Regions from separate parts of the Homo sapiens genome. Here region 2 is linked to region 1. The links are chromatin contacts, found by Hi-C or POLR2A ChIA-PET in ENCODE. All regions are on one chromosome and are shown on one strand. The core of a region is the stretch at or near the end of the contact, and the rest is flanking DNA. Distances in the headings are between cores, read along the strand shown.

What was found. Hi-C counts contacts between places; a loop is a spot of excess contacts on that map. ChIA-PET counts read pairs that join two places held with the same protein, here RNA polymerase II (POLR2A). Pooled maps may share reads with other maps.
Region 2: a loop to region 1 is called in a pooled map, with 5 times the contacts of the local background. The contact joins the promoter of STRBP here to the enhancer-like site in region 1. A Hi-C loop is called at or near these places in 9 of 50 pooled maps. POLR2A ChIA-PET finds 5 or more read pairs at or near these places in 3 of 52 experiments (GM12878, HepG2 and MCF 10A).

Annotation. Positions count from the first base shown.
Region 1 is chr9:122,990,385-122,993,147 of GRCh38, forward strand. All of the region lies in intron 6 of RABGAP1 (RAB GTPase activating protein 1), which reads left to right. Among named protein-coding and RNA genes, the nearest start is that of GPR21, 42 kb to the right of the region's middle. Within about 2 kb of position 1,292, at least 2 of the 41 ENCODE cell types and tissues checked have a DNase peak (open chromatin) inside an H3K27ac peak, as active enhancers do.
Region 2 is chr9:123,267,045-123,270,128 of GRCh38, forward strand. STRBP (spermatid perinuclear RNA binding protein) reads right to left here and starts at 1,542. Exons shown (of 19, transcript NM_018387.5): 1 at 1,392-1,542. RefSeq lists silencers at 1,268-1,317, 1,488-1,967 and an enhancer at 1,368-1,868.

The DNA.
Region 1 (2,763 bases), core at 42-2,541:
AGAATTTTAAAGCAATTAAAAAAATTGTCATATTGGGAACATGTTGCTACCTTCTTTTAGTCAGATACCAAGTGGCTAACTGCTCACAAAAATATGGCCAAACCGCCAGGCGCTGTGGCTCACACCTGTAATCCCAGCTCTTTGGGTGGCTGAGGCGGACGGATCACCTGAGGTCGGGAGTTCGAGATGAGCCTGACCAACATGGAGAAACCTTGTCTCTACTAAAAATACAAAATTAGCCGGGCGTGGTGGTGGGTGCCTGTAATCCCAGCTACTTGGGAGGCTGAGGCAGGAGAATCGCTTGAACCCGGCAGGCAGAGGTTGCAGTGAGCCGAGATCCTGCCACTGCACTCCAGCCTGGGCAACGAGAACGAAACTCCGTCTCAAAAAAAAAAAAAAAAAAAAAAAAAAAATATATATATATATATATATATATATATATATATATATATGGCCAAAGCTTAGTCAGCTGGATTTGTAGCTATATTTGTTTTGCTGATTGTATTTGCTTGTTTTAGTTGGTTGATTTACTTATATTAATAATCTAAAAATCTTAAGCCTTTTCAAGTCAAGTTTTCCCAGTAAAGTTATCTGCATACATTGGAAGGGGAGAAATAAGGTCTGTGTCTGAAGTCTAATCTTTTGTAGGGTTAGAAGTGACTGATTTTAATTTTTAAATATAATGATAATCCTTTGAGTGGTGGAAAGAACCATGGAATAGAAGTCAAAACTTAGCTTTAGTTTAATTATTGTTACTATTAACAGTGTCCCCATTTCCAAGTTTCTTTACATCTGTCAGTAGTTTCCTCATTTATTAAATGAGGTGGCTAGACTCTAAAACCCTTTCTCACTTTAAAATTTTATGGTTGCAAGATGACTTGATGTTTTTAAAATTACAGCCCATGTCCCAAAATGATTGTATTATAATCAGTAATTGCATGTAGAAGTCTGTTTCCTCCATGACTACCTCATTAAATTGGTAAAATGAAGTTATATAAAAATATGAATATTTCTAATATTTTGCTTTTAAATTAAGCACAGTGATTGGTTTATTAGATTATTAGAAAAACTGATAATTTTTAGTCTTTCTTCAGACTTTGGAATTGTCATGCCATCTGGTGGCCAATTTAGTGTACAGTGCAGCTTAAACTTTGAGGAGTAAAGTATGACTCATTGTGCTCTATGCTTTCTAATTAGATAGATTTCTATTCTCTCTCTCTCTTTTTTTTTTTTTTTTGAGATACGCCTCACGCTGTTGCTCAGGCTTGAATGCAATGGTACAAACATGACTCACTGCAGCCTCAGCCTTCTGGTCTCAAGCAGTCCTCCCACCTCGCCCTCCTGAGTAGCTGGGACCACGGATGCATGCCACTATGTCTGGCTAATTTTTTTTTAAGTTTTTCTAGAGATGGGGTCTTGCCACATTGCCCAGGTTGGTCTTGAACTCGTGGTCTCAAGTGATAGTCTCAGCTTGTCAAAGTGTTGGGATTACAGGCATGAGCCAACCATTCCTGACTATTTCTATTCTCAAAGCAATGCTGTGAGGTAGTCCTTCCTGCAATGTACCTTCCTGCCCTGCAAAGTGAAAATTATAATCTGTATAATTTTAAGTAGTTTTTTACCTTGTTAAGCAACCTTTAAACTAAATATATTTTCTTTCTTTTTTTTTTGAGACAGAGCCTTGCTCTGTCACCAAGGCTGGAATGTAGTGGCACGATCACGGTTCACCGCAACCTCTGTCTCCCAGGTTCAAGCAATTCTCATGCCTCAGCCTCCTGAGTAGCTGGGATTACAAGCATCTGCCACCATACCGGGCTAATTTTTTCTATTTTTCAGTAGAGACAGGGTTTCGCCGTGTTGGCCAGGCTGGTCTCAAACTCCCGGCCTCAAGTGATCCATTTACCTGGGCCTCCCAGAGTGCTGGGATTATAGGCATGATTCACCATGCCTGGCCTTTTTTTCTTTATTGAAAATATTTATGTAGTTTTGGTCTGTAAATTCTAATTATTAAATAGGAAAGATTAAGATCCCTCAGAAGTATCAGTATAACTTCCCTTCCTTCTGAAATCAGGCATATTCAAGGTAGAATGATCATAAACATCTCTGTTCTATTTGTTAATACTGACAAAGTGCTATTACAGAAAATCCCTGGATGGTCAGATTTGCTTTTCACATTTGTTAGGACTTTGTTCTCCTTTTGCTACATGGCTTTGCTGAATTTCTGGTTTATAATAAATACTGTTATGTTAACTTAAATATATTATTTAAGTATAATGATCAATATACCTAAATATATTAGGTTAATATATATTATTTAGGTATAATAATAATTATATATTATACATATAAATTATGTAATAGTTATATACCTATTATTATATAAAACCTATTATATACTTACTATTATACCTAAATATTTATTTTATCTAAATATTATACCTAAATAATTATTATACCAAAATAATTATTATACCTAAATATATTAGGTTAACACAACAGTACTTTAGATGTATGAAATCCTAGCAAAATATACCTTGGTTTGTCAGATTTAAACTTGTCAAAGGTAGTTCCTCTTATCCAGTAATTCTGTAATATGTATGGAAATTTATCTGCAGAAATAATCATTGAGGTTTTCAAAGAATTATTATTATGAATGTTCTCCAACATACTGTGTATAATATTAATAGCAAATTTTAAAAGTAGAAATTAAGTGTTGAATAGAGTACTAAAACATGTTGGTTTATGGATATTACTTATCCCCTG
Region 2 (3,084 bases), core at 292-2,791, 280 kb after region 1:
TCCCGCCTCAGAAATCTTTCCTTCCATTTGTCCCCACACTTTACCTGCCACTCCAAGAACACTTCCCTTTCCCCACCCCCTTTTGCCCTCCACCTCACACACTCCACGCCACCCCACACCTGTCCCTCTCCCCCAGCTCCTGCCCCTAACGTCCTCCAACACTTGCCAAGAACCCCTCACCCTCCGTCCTACCTCAAAATTCCCTCTCTTGCTGATCCCACCTTCTTCCATACTTCCTGCATAAACACCCTCCATTTCACGCACTTCTCCCGCTATCCTTTAAATGCCCCACACACCTCCTGCTCTCCATCCCCATCACCCTTCTCCTACTGTCCCCACCTCTCTCTGCAAGCCCTCAAACTAAGTCTCTGCCCCAATGAACTTCCCCCTTCCACCCCATACTCCTCTTCCCTGAGCACCAGATACCTGCCTTTTTATCCTTACATGTCAACCCCCTCCCGCCTCCCTGCAGGCTCCCCTATACACCTGGCCACACACTCCCTCACACCCCTCGCAGGTCTCCTGGAGCCCCTGGGCCTACCCTTCATTTCCCTATCACCCCAGAAGCCTAGGCACCCTGCTCCCCTCCCTCCCTTTCAGGCGCTCCCTGCCTGCCCTCACTTCCCCCTGCCCCGACCCCCTCCTCCATCGTTCCCCTTCACGGGCGTCCCGGTGGCCTTCCTAATACCCGCCCCACTCCCTGCCCCTGGCACGCAGCGCTCCTTCCAGTCCTGCTCGAGTCCCCAGTCTTCTCCCTCCATTCCCACCCCACTCGTCCCTGCCCTCCCCAAAAGCCCCCTCATTCCCTCTTGAACCCCACAATATAGTGCCCCCCCCCACCGGACGGAATGTCCTCCATCTCGCACTCGCCTGGCCCAGGGGGCCCCCCAAACCTGCCTGAAGGCTCTCCTCCTCCATTGGGCCGGATCCCTCTGCACCCCTATTTACCCCCAAATCTGCCCACACCTTCCGCCTGCCCCCCGAAGCCTCTCCCCAGCTCCTGCCCCCAATGTCCTCCAACACCTGCCCCGAGCCCCGAGCCCTCCGTCCCGGAAGACCTCCCGGCACCGCGTCCCCCAACCCTGCCCACGCCCTCCCCTGATCGGCCGGGACCCCGTCCCCGCGAAGGTGAGGAAGGCTGCCCGCTGCCCTTGCCCGAAGCGGCCGGGGCACCGCAGCGGCGGCGGCGGCGGCCACAATGCCGGAGCCGCGGGGCCGGGATTGCTCCCTGCTCTCCGCCTCGGCCGCCACCGCCGCCGCCGCTGCTAAGGACGCACAACAAACAATGCGGGGCCCGGGCCGGCTCCGCCAACCGCCTCAACCGCCGCCTTAACCGCCGCCCGCCCGGGACGGCCCGCCGCGCAGGCGCCCGCCCCGCCGCCGGAGCCTACCCGCGCCGCCGCGCTCTGCCCGCGCCCGGTACCCGCTCCCGCTCCGCCGCCGCCGCCACCTCGCCCGCTCGCGTCTCCGGCTCCTCTGCCCAGCGGCGGCGGCTGCGGCGGCTGCTGCCCTGGTGGCGCTCGCGGCTCCGGTCTCCGCTTCGGCGGCGGCAGCGGCGGCAGCGAGCACGTGACACCGTCGAGCGCGCCCATTGGCCAGGCCAGGGGGCGGGCCCCGCGGCTGCTGGGGAACGGAAAGCCCGCCCCCTCGTTCGCCGCGCGCCCCCTCCACGCGCGTCCTGCCGCACCTGAGAGCGCCGGCCAGCGCCCGCCGCCGCCTTGCTGTGCCGCCGCCTGCGCCAAGTGCGCACCTGGGAGCGCGCAGGGAGCACTCGCCGCCGGCGGCCTTATGCACCTGCCAGCGGACGCTTACGTAAACTGCGTCCCCGCCTTCCTCCCGGCCCCAGGCCCCCGCTCGCTGCAGCACCTGAGCCCCGCTGCGCTAGCGGCGTAACTGCGGCGGAGCGGAGACGAGCTGCGCTGGGAGGCTAGCGAAATGCACGGAAACTTCGTAACTTCCGAACCTGGGAGCTGCGCCGAGCCGCGGCGGCTAGCCGCCTTCCCCGGGCCCCGCACCCCAGTGCGGGATGCCCCCCAACCCCAGCAGCCACACAAATGGAGTAGGCGTCGCACTGCCTCCCGAGGTAGAGGGGCAGGCCAGTAGGCTTTGACTTGTGCCACCGCCCACCTACTTGCTGGCTGTGTGACCTTGGCCAAGTTACCAAGAACCGTTCTGAGCCTCAGTTTCCTCATCAGGAAAACTGGGACAATAATTCCAATTTAGGAGCTGTTGGGGAGATGGCATAAGACAATAGGTGTGAATCCTGGCACACAGCAGTCGCTGAACAGAAGCTGCTACAATCACCTCTCCTTCACCTGCCTATAATGAACCTCGCTGGGATTGAGTTTGGGCCCAGGACCTCTCTGACCTCCTTATGGTTGGGTCAGACTTTGGCTGAACACCTACCAGCTCTGTGCCAGGGGCGGCGCTGGGGAAGAATTAAAGGTTCGCTTTCTATTCTACAGTCCCTGGCCTCAAGTTCTTGGTGCCCAGCATTCTGCTTGCCAGTATACAGTCCCTGCTGTATACCGGGGGGTTTGCAGGCTGCAGGGATGCACTGGCAAATGAGACAATGTCTTTGCCCTAAGACAATTCCCAGCCTGGAGCAGAAACGACCTGACCACTCAGTGCCAAGACAGAGGACCTTGAACAGCCCAGGGGTTGAGGAGGGACTCCCCACAACAGCCCCCTTGGGGCCCCTTTTCATCTTTCTAACACACCAGGCTCAAATATTTTAACAGCTCTGTTTCATTCACAGAATAAAGTGTAAAAAACCCAATTTCAACTGAAAAGGCCTTGGTGATCTGGCCTTAAGCTTCAAGGTGCACGCCCTTCCCTTTGCCCCTCCTTCAGGCCAATGTGACCCTCCAGCCACACAGAACTACAGTACTGTTGTTTCCAGAGTATGCCCAGGTGTGTAGGAGCCTGAGTCTCCTGAGACAGATGCCAGGCCGCAAATCCCTTTCTAAACCCTCTCCCCACCTCTGACCACTCACACCTTCCTTGACCCTCCTGAAAAAAATCCTGGGTATCCTTATCAATCAGCTCAGAGTATATTCTCTGGAGATCCTTGGCTGCCTCAGA